2 separate regions of the Homo sapiens genome follow, and region 1 is linked to region 2. The links are chromatin loops, found by intact Hi-C in ENCODE. Cell type or tissue: psoas muscle. All regions are shown on one strand. Region 1 overlaps NR3C2 (nuclear receptor subfamily 3 group C member 2). Region 2 overlaps NR3C2 (nuclear receptor subfamily 3 group C member 2).

Region 1 (8,000 bases), 130 kb after region 2:
GTTTAACTGCAGAAGCTTAAATCAAAGTTTAAAATACAGAAATAAAATTAAAATACAACCTGGTGTCTTGTGACCTATGTACAACGGCCAGGGACCTTTCACTATAACTCAAAGAAGCAGAATCCCTAAAAGAATGTATTTTTCTTACCTATCCGCAAGTTAACATGAACATCTTAGACTGAGAGGTGAAAAAAGGTCACTCCAAGCAGTGAGTATTTGTATACTGGCCATTCAGATTTCTTTCTTACCTAAAATAATTGAGGTAATAATGCTATAATTCATGTGCCCACACAGTACAAGAGTATCACACATCATTTGGCCAGGAGTAGTGACAAAAATATGCTTTACAGACTACTGTCAGGGTTCAGATACACAGAACACGTATAGTCACCAAAGACATAAGCCAAACTAAACCTTACGAGGAAACCTTAGATAATCTTCAGTACTCCGACCTTCAACTCAATGTCATCTTATACAATTTGGGAGACCTAAATTGCAGTTTCTTGCTATATTCCAACTACACATTTTTTAGTTGTAGCAAGAGCTTAATGTCTTTCATTTTGGCTGGTTGCATCAACTGCCCGTCCCCCACCCGCCCACCACCCACCACTGGCCCAAACAAAGAATCAAAGAAACTAGTTCTAGGTTCCAAACTATTTTTGTTTTGGGGCCCAGCAATTGGTAGCAAATCATCCTGGCTATAACCACATTTTGTTGTTGCTGTCACTTGGGGAAAAATTTCGAATACAGAAGAGGACAGGCAATAATATAGCATCTAACAAAATATCCATATACTTAATATTTAGATTTAAAAGATGTTAACATTTAATGAAATCCAAATCCAATTCAAATATTTTTCAAAATAAAATTAAAATATTACAGACAAGGGTAATGTGTTTGTTCCCCTGTCCCTCCCTCTCCAGGGTCAAGCACTAATTAAATTTTGCTTGATATCTTTGTTCTGTATTTTTATACTTCCATTATATGCACACATAAACAAATGGACATATTCTATGTGGTTTTAGATTTTTATATAAACGGCATCACAAGGTCTATATTGCTCGACACTGGTTTTTCTTTCTTTTTAATTCAACACAATGCTATTGAGATCTATCCTTAAACCTTCTGGACAGTGTCGTCCTACTCACATCATCTTCAGACAATGTCACATCAAAAGATACTTATGTAAGGTGCCATATGCATAGACAACCAGAGCAAGCTCTAAGATTAACTACTAAGCAGGCAAAATTTAGACTTCAGTGTTGCTAGAATAAATAGTTTTCCTTTATCTTGCTTCCTCTGCAACACATACCAAGATGAAGGAACTCCAGGCCTCCTCTTCCTCTCCTTCCACATTCTTCCCAAGTAAAGAACAAGAAAATCCACTTATAAAACTTAACGCTGCACATTTTAGGGAGACAGCATCAATTTAAAAAAGAGGGTTTCCGGGTTGGTCAGAGCTGGGCTATAACACATCCAGTTGTTGCATTTACTAATTGTGTCATCCTGGCCAAGCTACTCACCCTCTCAAAAGTGTAAGTTTCCTCATCAGCAAAGCAGGGTTATCACACCTGTCTCCTGGGGTCGCCATAGGGACTAATGCCTGGAAAGCACATCACGACTGAGACTCGGTGAACACAATAAACATCCAAGGCAGCACTGACCATTGCTGCACACAACCTCCGCTGCAGACATCAGTGGGTGGCTTTCATTCTTTGCAGGGAGGGGTGGGTGGAGCTGTGCCATTCTTACTGTTAGGAAAGCAATGTATCCCCTTAATCACTTATTTTCCTGGGACTGACTTATTCCTAAAATTACAGTGAAAATTGGTTAAATTTCAGAAGACTGAAACTATATTAGAATACATAAGTGAAGTAAAAAAAGATCAAGCTGGAATTCTAACTAGATTTTTGGCTAAGTATTCACAGTTTGGAGATTCAGATTTAGCCTTTCAATAATAAAATGCAGGCACTGTCTATTGGTAATTTAATTGGAAGAGAGATGCAGAAACAAGAGAAATGTGGAGAAGGAGTAAAAAAAAATGCTCCTTCCTTTATTAGGAACAAAAATTAGCTTCATCTAAGAGTCTTATAATGGCAACTTGAAATGTATTTTCAAAAACTCAACTGTCAGCACATTCTAGGCTTACATTCTTTTACTTATTTATATTTTCTAAAAGCACATAATTTTTATCTTTTAATCTGTGACTGAAATCTCCCTCTCTGACCCAGACCACAACACTGTGAATATGCACATACGTGCATACACAGGTGCACATGTGCGCACACACACACACACACACACCCCTTAGTTATGCTTCATCCCAAAAGGATGACTGAGTGTCCCATCACACCCCAGGTGACAAACTGTTGAGAGTTTAGAGCAGAAATACATATCACTTGAGCTTTTCCAGTCTGTGTGGCCTTGTATTTATTTTCAAAAGAAGTTTAAGACAGCAATCTCAATCTGCAATGAATAACTGATCAAAACTAGAAGCGTCCCCTATGTTATCTTTCCACACAAGCATAATATTTTCATAAATATTTGAACCTCAAAACCAAATAAGAAATAAACAGCCCCAACTTCTGTATTTTACCTAGTGTTTATTGAAAGCTTCTAAATAGCTATATAGCACTCACTCTTCGTAAGTCACAGGGTATAACTGTATTCTGTTCTTAGCCTCTTAAATATCATAGGGAATCATCCCTATCACTGTGAGGATTATTTTAGAGGATGGTGGTAGAAATGCATCATTTCCTAAAGTAACTACTATGTTTCCAAAAAATAAATTCTTTTATCCACTACTACATGAAAAGCTTTGAGACTTAAAGAAAAATAGAAATACAGCTGTAAGAATACATTGAAAAATGCCTTCATGAACTTAGAGTAGAGAGGGGTTTCTTAGGCAAGGGATATAAAGCACAAACCTTAAGCAGTAAAAATTGAAATTTTGATGACATCAAAATTTAAAGCATCTGTATGAAAAAGAACATTATAACAAAGTTAAAGCACAAGCAGTAGACTGGGAGAGCATATTTTCAACTCACATAACCAAAAGTTTAATGCGCAGATTAATACCTTTGACAAATCAATAAACAGACATTAACTCACAAGTAATATAGGTAAATAGGATATGAACAGCAATTTATAGAAGAGGAAACTCAGTCTGACAAACCTATGAAAATATGCCCAATTTTCCTGTAATGAGGAGATTCACATTTAAATTACAAATGATACACTACTTCCTACCCACAATACAAAGCGTAAGCAAGGATGTGGCAAATCAGTACCTTACACATACTGATGAGAACGTAAACTAGTACAAACATACTGGCTACTGGCAGGCATTATGCAAAGTTTATAAAATGCAAGATGTATACATTTCTTCATTACACAGAAATTCTACTTCTAATTATATATCCTAGAGAAATCTTTGCTCTTGGGTATAAGCAGACATTTACAAAATTTGTCTCTGCAGCACTACTTTTATCAGCAATAAAACTGGAAACAATCTAAATGTCCATTAATAGGGAACCAGATAAGCGATAGAATACTATCAGGCAATTACAGTAAAATAAACTACATCTAAATGTATCATCACACATAAAGCTCAAAAATCATTAGATGTTTTGCAAGGGTAAGATTCCATTTATGTAAAATTGCTAAATATACGCATACACCTATATATGCAGGATAAAAACATGGGCAGAAAATACAGATGACATTCTTGACTTGGACTGCTTCCGCAAAGACAGGGAGGAAGTGAAAAGGGTGGGGAAGGGATCCAAATCTGATTTGAACTTTGTAATATTCTGTCTCTCATTTAAAGAAAGATCTGAACCCAATGAAAAATTAACATTTGTTAACTCTGGGGAGCAAATTATGAGTACTATAATTTTGCTTTTGTTAATTAATTTAAAAATAATAAAGAGATAAATAAGGCATCATATGAAAATTCCTAACCACTGTCTAGATGATATGGCCTCTGTTCAGTTCAACTAATTCAACTTTCCAGTAGATAACTATAATCCACCTTGATTGTTACTGATCTCAAATAAATTGCATTTTGACCTTAATGTTATTTTTCAAAAAAAATACTCAAAAATTATTACCAGTTGGTCAGACTTAAATACATTAAAGACTTGTGGAAAATAATTTGTCACTTATACTGATGTTAGACGTGAGAGCTTCTGAAAGGAAATTTATGTGATAATTATTTTTCCTTTACCTTTTGCCTTATAAAATATTTAGTTTTTACTATAAAAATACTACTTAGCAATAACAGCTGAATAAATCATAAATGTAAATCTAGATAAGTCACTATTTCCATGTCCAGAGACTCCATGAATATTCAGTCAGCAGGCCAATTACAAACCATGAAGTTATTAACAGTATTAGGGTTATTAACAAAAGTATTTTTAAAACAGTTTTTCATGATATGCATAAATGCAAATCTTTAAAATATTTTGCAACTGATTTGCCTACAGAAAAATCTGTTAGGCTCAAAATTTCCAGTGATTCACCTAATACCAATTAATAAATAAAACTCCTCCTATTTACTCAGTTAACTTTGCCTTATCTCACTAAGTGAAAGGATCATTATGTAAGAACAGTGCAACTTAAAATAATAAACAGAAAAGAAAAGAAAAAGCAAAGGATTGTCGATCTAACCTAAGAACCTGAAAGAACCATTCTTACAGGATCGCAGGAACTGAAGGAGTCAAATTTCAGGCCTGATAGAATGATGGAGCAGGAGGAAAGATCATTAATATAGAGGAGAAATAAATGTTAGAAATAATGATTTTTATGTAGTATTTTTATTCTGCCCTAATAGCTCTTTAAAGTTGCTCTATTCGCTTAGGAAATAAACTATACTATGAAAAATGTATTTTATTCATCATGCTTGCTTTTCAGATTATTATAAACAAACAATTTCATTTGCTCTCAAGTGGTTTTAATAGATGTTACAACAAATGGCCCCATAACTTTAAAGAATCTAGAAGCAGGCAAAAACCTGCAAGAAAAAAAGCAGCATTCTCAGGGGGCATGTGCAGGGTCCATGCCTCCCTCCACCCGTCTGTCTAGGGCTGGTTTAGGAAGCAAGACAAATGTATCCATGAAGCCTAGATCCTAACTGAACAAAATGCTCATCAGCCCAGAACTCTCTACTTCTCTGTGAAAATGGTAGTGCCATCTGGAGGCAAAGATGATCTTGTTCTTACATGTGAGAGATTTATTACACTCTCAAATAAAATCATTACTGCTGCTCTTTTAATAATTTTTCGTCCTAGAAACAATACATTCTCATTGTAGAAAATTTGGTAAATACAAAAAGAAAAATAAACAAAGCAAGTAATCCTATTACTCATAGACAAACACCACTGATTTCGAGGCATTTTCTTCCACTAAGAAAAAAATACATGCATTTCTTCCCACTGAGAATAAAATATACACATACGTAACTGAGCAGACACAAATTCTGTCTATAGAGCTGCATATCATAATATTAAATATAAAAAATAAATTGTAATGATTTCCTATAAATTTTCTTCATAGACATAGCTGCATTTTTATATCATAATAAGAAAAAAATAAGTTTACCAAGATTTGGCTAATCGCCAATTCACTGGGAAAAAAGTTATTTAAATTTTTGTAAATTATGCTAAATTAACATCATCATACATAAATCTTTTTCCATATGTATAACAACTTCCTGATGACACACTCCTAGAAACTGGATCTTTTGAGGTATATAAAGACAATGATAATAATAATATAGCAAATACATTTATGTAGGACTTACTATGGGACAAGCACTTTTCTAAGCACTTTACATATTCTAACTAACTCAGTCCTTATAACAATACTGTTTGGTACATTCTATCATCTCCATTTTACAGATGAGAACACTGAGGCACCAAAAGGTTAATAAATAATTTGCCTAAGATCACACAGCTGATAAAGTGGTAAAACTGAGGACACCTGGCTGAAGAGTCCATGCTCTGGAATCAAGTTACACTACTTCTGATAGTGCATGCTGCCAAATTACTTGTGTCTCTTTCTACTCTCCACTGGATGCCATCCAAGAGCGATGGTCTCTATGCTCCCTATCCACCATTTGCTTTTTCTGAAAATCCAATTTAAAATGATACCAAATTGTTGCTTTCACTTCTATTTCTCTATTTAGTAGCATGATTAAACAGTTTAGAAGTTCATACACTCCATATGTATTTGCTTTTTTTTTCTTTTTTTTTGAGATGAAGTTTTGCTCTTGTTGCCCAGGCTGGAGTGCAATGGCACAATCTTGGCTCACTGCAACCTCTATCTCCTGGGTTCAAGTGATTCTCCTGCCTCAGCCTCCTGAGTAGCTGGGATAACAGGTGCCTGCCACCATGCCCAGCTAATTTTTTGTATTTTTAGTAGAGACGGGGTTTCACCATGTTGGCCAGGCTGGTCTCGAACTGCTGACCTCAGGTGATCCACCCGCCTCCGCCTCGCAAAGTGCTGGGATTACAGGCGTGAGCCACCGCACCTGGCCTGTATTTGTTTTTCTATGAGCTGCCTGTTCATGTCTTTTCCTTGTTTTTTCCCTCCTCTCTTGGAAGTCTTCATGGTCTTCTTATTGATAAGTATTAGCTCTTATTATGGAGATATCAACCTACTCATCATTTCCCAAATTTTGTCTTAATTTTGTTTGGCATATGGGAATTTTGAATTTTTATATAATCAAAATGTTCAGTGTATGTATGCATGTGTGTATGCATGCGTGCACACACGTACTTCCTTCTACCGCTCTCTTCTTATAAAGACTTATAATGACTTCTCTATCCAAGAGTCAGATATGTGTTCAACTCAGTGTTTTTCTCAATTGAGGTTCTCTTTAAACCATCTGGAAATTATCTAGTGTATGGTGTTGGCATTATATCTTAAGCATAGTGAGATTGTAAAGACTTGATACTATAGATGGTTTTATATAATATGTTTTTATCTTCATGCAGTTTTTAGACTAGATGGCAACATATGCTGACTTATTACAACAGAATTACTCAATCTGAGAGAAAGTTATAATCTAAGACACTTCTATTCTGGTTACAGGCACATCAAAAACATCTCAAACACGAAATTTATTCTTACCTTTAAAAACCCACAGAGCAAAAACTCTCATGGGCCTTTTCCCAAAACAATAATTCCAGCCCAGTGTTTAACAATAATATAAAATGAGCAGATTTTTCATAGCTGATTTAAATCCCTAACAGGGTTTCTTTTGTTTTCATTTCTGTTGTCCAAAGAAGATACTATATATTTTGCAATCACCTGCTTAACAGTGCTTATATTTGAATAGCATTATATATTTAGTGACGTTTAATGTGTGGGGAAGAGGGAGAGATTTCTGACATTTTTACTGGATTCTCAGGCTTTCCTCTAAAGCACAGGTCCCTATAATCAGAACACTAGACAACAGGGCATGATCAGTTTTGAGTTGTATGCCAAGTAATTTGTTAATAATATTGATGTTTGTGAATGACATACTGTTAAAACAGAAACACAGGAAGGGTCCATGATTCTTCCTATAATAAAGCCACTCTCGTTTACATTCTGATGGTGTTCACAAGTGAGAAAAGAGGCGGAGATGAAAACCATCACAGTACATCACTGTGCAGCCTATCTTATCTATGTTATAGTCCATAATAAGCAATTCTTACTGAGTCATATTTCTATGCTGAGTATTGATTTTTATGAATATCACAAAAACAAAACTTGTGCTATTTGCTTTACTGCCCACACACACATACCCACACAATGCTTTTCAATCAAACCACCATGGAGCATGTGATATATGTAAATGTTAATCTTCATTTGTATTGCTCTAAAAAAAGAGTTTAAAAATCACTAAGATATCTTCATGATAATCTCTATTTTTGAAGTTCAGAGAATACAGTTCTCAATTAAGTTCTCACAAAGAACTAGAAGAATTTCCTCTCTCTACAATAATGTTAGAG
Region 2 (8,000 bases):
AAAACAGTGTACACAGAAATAACAAGAATGGGAGTTTTCACATTGCCTTAGCATATCAAGTATGTATTAATAATAAAATTAATTCTCTTACTTTTGAGACAAGATCTTACATTATTGCCCAGGCTGGAGTGCAGTGGTATAATCAGGGCTCACAGCAGCCTCAACATCCTAAGCTTAAGTAATCCTCCCATCTCAGCCTCCCAAGTAGCTGGGACTACAGATGTGAACCATCACACCTAACTAATTTTTTTATTTTTATGTTTTGTAGAGATAGGGTCTCACTATGTTGTCCAGGCTGGTCTTGAATTCCTGAGCTCAAGCACAATCCTCCTGCCTCAGCCTCCCACATGTGGGGATTACAAGTGTGCACCACTGCACCTAGCCTAATTCCGTTTTAGAATGCGTATACACCTGTGCATGAGCTGTTTCCTCTGGTAAACTCTATATAAAGCTAACAGTCACAGATTAATGTGTGTACTAATTCCTCTTTTAGACGAATCTTTATTAAACCATGTTTGAGAGAACAGTTAGAGCTTAGCTGAGAAAGCAAGGAGCAAAAAGAGAAACTGAGTCCCAGTCTCCGCTCCTTGGGCTAGAGCTGTGGCACCTGCTAGAGACATTTTCTTGAGAATTCCACTTAGTGTCTGTCCCTCCCTTCATCTCCTGAGACTTCATTCTTTTTCCCCAGTTCTCTAAGTTCACAAGGACCCCTCTCTGCTTTTTCTTTATCCCTGTTCTAGTTATAACCTCCAAAGGAGAGGAGCAGACTGTGGTACTAAGAGCAGCAGACTTGGGGAAAAAGCGGGTGAAAGATAAGAGAAAGCATATTTTATTTTCCTCCACGAAACCAGTATCTGCAGTTATACGTAAATGCAGGGAAAACCGTTTAAACTGTAGTTACTTACATGTAACTGAAATAAAAGTTTCAAATTATTCAAACATAGTTGAGCGCTATGGTTCTAGGAACTAACACAGTGACTTACGTCCTTTCAATGAAAAACAAAATGGGCAAATAATGTATATTTCCATAATTTCAATCACTACCAAATATATTTACATTTCTTCCTTCACAAATTTAGCAAATTTGACTGCAAAACATTGAAATACTCATTATATATCTTAAAGCTTCAAAAATCAGTGTTTCCTAAGATATACCCTGTACTTTGTGCTTTCTTATTTAAGGTCCAATCTTTGGCCTGAGCTTCACTGCTTCTTTTTGCCTCATGAGGAGATCTAGCTCAATAACCACATTCTCTGAATTTTCATTTTCTATACTCATTATACCTCTCGATTCAGTCTAGCAAACATCTGTGTTATGTTATGTCAACAAGTATCCTTGCTGTGCAGGGCATCATGCTAAATGCTATAGGAGACGGAAAGATGCTCCTGTCCTTTGGAGGAACTAATAAGAAGTACAAACATATGTAAAGATAACCATGTATAATATTCATGAGTGCTACAAAATACATAGAAATGGAGTCATGGAAACAGTCTGGTAAGAGATTAATTCATTGCAGAGGCAGTGATACTTGAAGTGGGCCTTGAAGCATTGGTAAGATTTTAACATCTAAAAGTTTTCATTAATTTTTATGAGTATCTCTTACTTATTCATATATTTATTTATTTTTGAGACAGAGTCTCGCTGTTGTCCAGGCTAGAGTGCAATGGTGTGATCTCGGATCACTACAACCTCTGCTTCCAGGGCTTAAGCAATTCTCCTGCCTCAGCCTCCACAGTAGCTGGGACTACAGGCGTGCACCACCATGCCAGGCTAATTTTTGTATTTTTAGTACAGACAGGGTTTCACCATGTTGACCAGGCTGGTATCAAACTCGTGGCCTCAAGTGATCCGCCTGCCTTGGCCTCCCAAAGTGCTGGGATTACAGGTGTGAGCCACTGTGCCCGGCCATAATTTTTCTGAGTATCTCTTATAGATTATTTATTTCCTACATGGTAGGCTCAGAAAACAATTAGCAATAAAACCATTTTATGTAATAGGAAAATTAAATGGAAATTTGTTCAAGATAAATCCTACAGGCCAGCCTAATATATCTTACAGCATAAGAGTATGTGCATAAAAGTAGGGATAAAATTAGAAAAGTCAGTCTATTCCTGCAACAAACATTCATTGAACAAGTTGTGTTAGCAGAATGCAGAGAGGATAGTGACAAAGTCTCCAACGAGAAAGAGCAAGAAAACAAGGAAGAAAGTCCCAGTTAAACACAGGGTGTGTGGGAGTGGGGGAGTTGGAGGGGGTGCAGTCCCAGGGGACAAAAATATCCTGATATTGCCTAAAACTCATTTGGCAAGAGCAGACTAAAGAATTCCAAGAGTGTTGATGAGAGAAGGAAAATAAGAGTGAAGAAAACATGAGAATAGGTAAAAAGGCAGAACACCAAGGAAGGGATATAAGAGAGGGACATAAGCAAAACATGGCATCAATAGGCAGAGTGGGCCTTACTGGACTGCAAAAAAGAGGCAAAGGCTATGGCGGGAAGAATACAAGCTAAAGGACTGGTAGGGAATATGAGGAATACAAAACACAATGAAATCAGAGATGAGGTTAGAAGGAACGGGAAGGAAACAGAGCTGAGGGGGAAAAATCACATACAGCAAAACCACAAGGAAACGTTATTTAAAATAATCTGTGTGTTATAAGTGCAAACATATAGCACTTTGAAGAAGTAAACAATCAGACTAATTGGGTCATTTTAAAGATAAGCAGCAGCAATCAAAGGAATAAGATAGCTTTCATAAAAGTAAGTAAAAATGAAAACAACCTTGCCTAAGAGTGGGGTCAGGTAAGCCAATTTTAGCCATTACAGAGAACTGAATGGATCAGGAAAAACATAAGCACCATTGGTTAGTCTTAAAAATTACAACATTACAAAATTGGTGAGGTTTTTCAAAGGATCACTAAACTTTTAAATAAATGATACCCAGTTACAACCCTCAGAATTTACAGTGTTCCCTTCATGCCAAGTTTATTTTCATAAAGAACCTATTGATAAAGGAATCACAAGAGCAATGGTGACCCCAATAACTCTCAGTGTTTTTCCCATGGTGATCACCAGGCTTGCAAGTGCTTTAAAAACCCTGAAAGGCTCAAGAAATTGAAAAAATGTTAAACAACAATCATCTGAACCTGAGGTTGTTTTCAGTTGAACTTCATTTATAGTCATATATTCAGTGCCTTATCTACCCTTTTCATAGTTCAGTTGGCAAAAGGCCCTTACAATCCCTCTATTGGTTTTTAGAATATGGTAAGAAAAGTGCTAAAAATTATGCAACCTATATAATAAAAAATAACATAACTCATTACTTGGTTAATTCATAAATGCTGCTTAGGCAACAAAGAATGTAGTACATTGTACATTGATTTATATTTGATTTCACCAGTTTCTGGCAAATTATTATTTGATGTTTACCAGTGGTTGCCACAGATTCAAAAGGACATGAACTCTTTCATAACACACAGGAGACAACTGAGACTGCGAGTGATTACCAGGCTCTCCCCACCCTCGTAATGACCACTTTCAAAGTATCATATACTAATTCGATTCACTTCAGGAAAGATTTTCTTGACCTTCTACCACATACCTTGTCCCACGGGAGAGATAAGTCTATAAAGAAGAAAGAGACACTGCAACAGCAAAGGGGTGGGGGCCTAATGGAGCACGCAGGAGGTCTGGCCTGGATCTGCCTCTACCAACATGTATTCCTCTGGGTTATGTAGAGCCTTATGTATGGAACATAACTCTTTAGAGTAGAGCCTTATGTATGGAACATAACTCTTATGTATGGAATGCTCCCCCCTCTTGCTGGGGATTCAAAAATTAGAAGGCCAACCCTCTACTCTGAAGGAGTTGATAGGCTTATAAGCCTATAAATAGAGGGTTGGTCTTCTAATTTTTGAGTCTCCAGCAAAAGGGGTATCATATATTAATACTCAACACACATTTGCTGATGAAGGTGTGAATCAAAGGATAAAAGAACATGTCTGAGTGTCGATAGCTCATGACAGTGTCAAGACTAGGTACTCACGCTGTGTTCAGTAACACTAGCAATTTTACTTTTACCTATACAAATGATAGGTTTCTTTTTTTAAAACACATCAGGTAAAAGAATAAATACATTCAAGTTACTATAAAAACTCCTAATCATCCATTTTGCTGTCAAGAATCTCAGTTAGAGCCTTCTTACCAGCAAAGGAGGGTGAGAAAGGATCTATGACTTTGTATCTTGTGAGCCAAGCTTTATGTTACACTGACATGCAGAGAGATCCAATTAGTGCTTTCTGCCATCAGATGGCACACTGGCCCACAGCACTGTAATTCTACGCCACTGTCCAAATTTTCTGACCTTCAAAGAGAGACGAAGGAAATTAATATGTGTTGACCTGAGAGCACTGAGGGGCTGGGGTCTTTGCATGTATTATTTTACTCAGTCCTACAAAAAAGTCTTCTCACTATTGGTCATTGTTCTCATTTCATATACAAAAAACTCAGGCTAGTAAAAGCTAACTATAACTCCCCTCTAGTTACAGAGCAGGTACTGGCAGGGACAGACTTGAATCTAGGTTTGCTGGACTCAGAAGCCAATTCTCTTGGTATCTCTCTGGACTACAGCAACATATGGTTCACTTTCGGAGCCCACAGCTCTTGATGTGAGCTGCAGTTCTGAGGGTCCTACCCTACAACTGTCATGTGATTACACCATACTGAAAAAGTGCACTGGGGGTCTCATAAGAATATTTTCTGCCATAAGAGGAAAGTTATTTACCCCTTGTTGCAGCCTTTATCATGGACATGAAAATGCTAAAAAATATTTAGGGTCTTCTAATCAGTAACTTCTATTGTGAAAGACAGGAAAAACTGGCTCTTTCCCAAACGATGTTGCTGGAGTTGTATAAATTCTACTGGCATCAACAAGAGAAGCAACAAACTGGTTTATAGAAAAGTCCAGAAAATATACTTCTCCTTTTGAAATTTAAAAACTTCCTCCAGGCCGGACGTGGTGGCTCTTGCCTGTAATCCCAGCACTTTGGGAGGCTGAGGCGGGCAGATCACGAGGTCAAGAGATTGAGATCATCCTGGCCAACATGGTGAAACCCCATCTCTACTAAAAACACAAAAATTATTTGGGCGTGGTGACGTGCGCCTGTAGTCCCAGCTACTCAGGAGGCTAAGGCAGGAGAATCGCTTGAACCCAGGAGGCAGAGGTTGCAGTGAGCCAAAATTGTGCCACTGACCTCCAGCCTGGTGACAGAGTGAGACTCTGTCTCAAAAAAAACAAAAACAAACAAACAAAAAAAACTTCCTCCATTGGCACACAATGCAACTGCTTCCCTGTCTTGTACATGTGGAGATGTGATAAAGTAACTTCAGTGACAGTCAAATGTACTGTTACCTTAAAAAGTGCGATGCTTTCTTGCATAATTCCTATCAATGTTCTATTTCACATATGTGATACATTATAAAATACATTTATCTTTCACAGAATTCATTCTAGAGGGAAAATATTAACATGTTAGTTTTATTCAAAGAATGATTTTGCAATATGTGTTTAAAAAGACAATTAAAAACAAATGAAATTTTATACATCATTTGTTTTGTAATTAACATATGACTAGAACAGTCTGGAAGCAATGTATTAAATAGAAATAGTTGAAAAATGTTTGCTTTATCTAAAGTGATATTGCAGGACAAGCCTGGGTGTGTGGCACAAATCATTTTGTTATATAAACTTCTCTGGCAGTTACAGGAATATAATTTTCTGGGGATATGCTAAACCAAGCCCACTGATAAGAGTAACAGACCAAAGGAAACACTGTAAAAACCCAGCTGTGTTATTCAACTTAGCTTTAAGCCAGTCTCTGCTGTCTTTTGTAGGACTTTATTTAATTGCTTCTGACTGTATAGGCTAGTAAAAATCAGGCTGTACAGAATTGAAAAAAAAATCTGATTAAATGGATCAGTTGTTTAGAGTCTACAGCAATCAAAATTCCCTGTGATTCACTTCTACAAATAATTACATGGATCTTCACAATAACCATATGGTCACTGCAAAAAGAAAATTCAGTCAAATCTGTTAATTCATTAAGTAAAATAGCCTCAACAGTCATTCTTGGCTCATCCGGTGGAATCTGGATGAAGGAGAGATGCACCTCTTTCCTGAATAAATCCAAGAGACAATCACAGATCAGTTTAACCAGGATAAAGAAATCATACAACTTTCAGGTACAAAGATGTTTTCTAAATAGTCACAGCCTTTTTTAAGGCAAGGGATGAGATACAGGGTTAAAAAAATGCTTCTATGATTGTACACAGATTTCAATAAATTCAAACTCTAATTTTATATACATCAACATAACTATACCAACTGAACACAATAACAGCAAAAAAATTCTCATAACATAATTTGTGCCATTACTTTACAATCATGTACAAAGGGAGTCACAATTCTTTTCTGAATGGGAATGTCGTTAGAGAGTCAAGTCCTCTAAACTCTCCAGCGGCACCACATTCTTATTCTGCATCTGTATTTCCTGTTTGCTAGTGGCAGAATACTAATTTCAACTAATTTAAATGAAAGCCCCACATAATGTAGCACTCTAATTTTATTTAAACAAAAACTAGAGATAAGCAGCAAGTAAGGGATGGCCCATGAGGCTGCTCAACCCCAGCTTTCTACCATGTAACAGAATTATTAGCTATGCATGGAAACCACTTTTTTTCTCTACTGTTAACTATTTTTTTCTCTAATGTTTTTGAATTCTGATCAGAGCCATTACTACTGTTTCTAACTTTGTACCCTCTTTTGCAAGCATTCACAAGCCCCTTATTAAAGCTCTGGGAAGGCTTCCTATCTGATGCTCTGCCAGACACTGTCCTTTTGGACACAATGCATTCAGGTTATTAGCTTGATGTGCATCATTCAGCAAGCTGTCTTACAATTTCACTGATCATCATCTAGTAAGACTGAATTGCTGCCTTGCCCATGGCTTTTAGATTTATATAATTAACCAAAATTAGCTCGATGTTTAAAACACAATGCCAGCCTACTCATTTATTTTTGGAAGAACACTTTAGTGAATACAATGAGTGGGCTGATTTGGAATTGCCAACTTAAACTGTCAAAGTTTTCCTATAAATTACTATACTTAAAAAATTCAAATTCTATTAAGGCAAATACCATTAAAAGAAAACTATTTGATAAAACAATCAGGTACCATATTATTTTCATTTTGGTTCACTATTACATTCAATCAAGTTCTAGTAGGAAATATGTCACACAATGCCTTGAGTGTGTATTGTAAATATTTTTTATATATAGTAACTCCTGGACAAGTATATAATAGTTTTTGGTTACATAACTCTAAAAAATATAGCATGAGCAAACTGTCTCGACTGCATCATTCAGAAGTTCTTAACGTCAGACAAAATAAAGGTGCCAACTACATGCTAAAGTAGATAGTAGATAATACCTACTGAAATACTTTTTAAAAACACTTATATCAAACTTACCCTCAAAATGATTCATGAAAACATTTAACTAACTATATTCTTCATAAAGAGACTGAAGAACAGAAAACCAAAATGATTTCCATAAAATCATTTCCATAAAAAAACAGTCTGCAAACAGCACATAGAAAATTAAAACCCAGCTCTCATTACTGCTGGCTATTTCTGGTCCCATTGATACCACGGTATAAGTGATACACATTTTAGAGGTCACTGGACCTTGTTTTGAATAATTTTAGGTAAATTCAAACTACTCTCTAGCTCCGTGTCTTTCTTGTAAGATTGTGACAATAATACCTACCTCATAAGGATCTAATACATGACTATTTTCTTATAAATTATGTGAGCAGCACAAAGCACAACTGATAGATGCTCTGTAAATGTTAGTTCACTCATAATTCATTTCTAAATTCATTCAGCCAGTACTAATTCTGCATGCCTAAATGCCAGGCACTGTTCTAGGCACCAGGGTGGAAA

The links. A loop is a pair of places that touch in the nucleus more often than their neighbours do. Peaks named below come from ENCODE experiments on the same cell type or tissue, not always from the same donor. Only the 100,000 strongest peaks of a DNase experiment are listed, where the experiment ranks them.
Region 1: a loop joins it to region 2, with 2.0 times the contacts of the local background. A loop is called at or near these places in 9 of 110 quality-filtered maps.

Annotation. Positions count from the first base shown.
Region 1 is chr4:148,410,539-148,418,538 of GRCh38, forward strand. All of the region lies in intron 2 of NR3C2 (nuclear receptor subfamily 3 group C member 2), which reads right to left. Among named protein-coding and RNA genes, the nearest start is that of NR3C2, 28 kb to the right of the region's middle. In psoas muscle, no CTCF peak of the experiment used is centred here; no DNase peak of the experiment used is centred here.
Region 2 is chr4:148,280,422-148,288,421 of GRCh38, forward strand. All of the region lies in intron 2 of NR3C2 (nuclear receptor subfamily 3 group C member 2), which reads right to left. Among named protein-coding and RNA genes, the nearest start is that of NR3C2, 160 kb to the right of the region's middle. In psoas muscle, a CTCF peak has its summit at 4,315 (motif pointing right); no DNase peak of the experiment used is centred here; H3K27ac peaks cover 2,276 bases.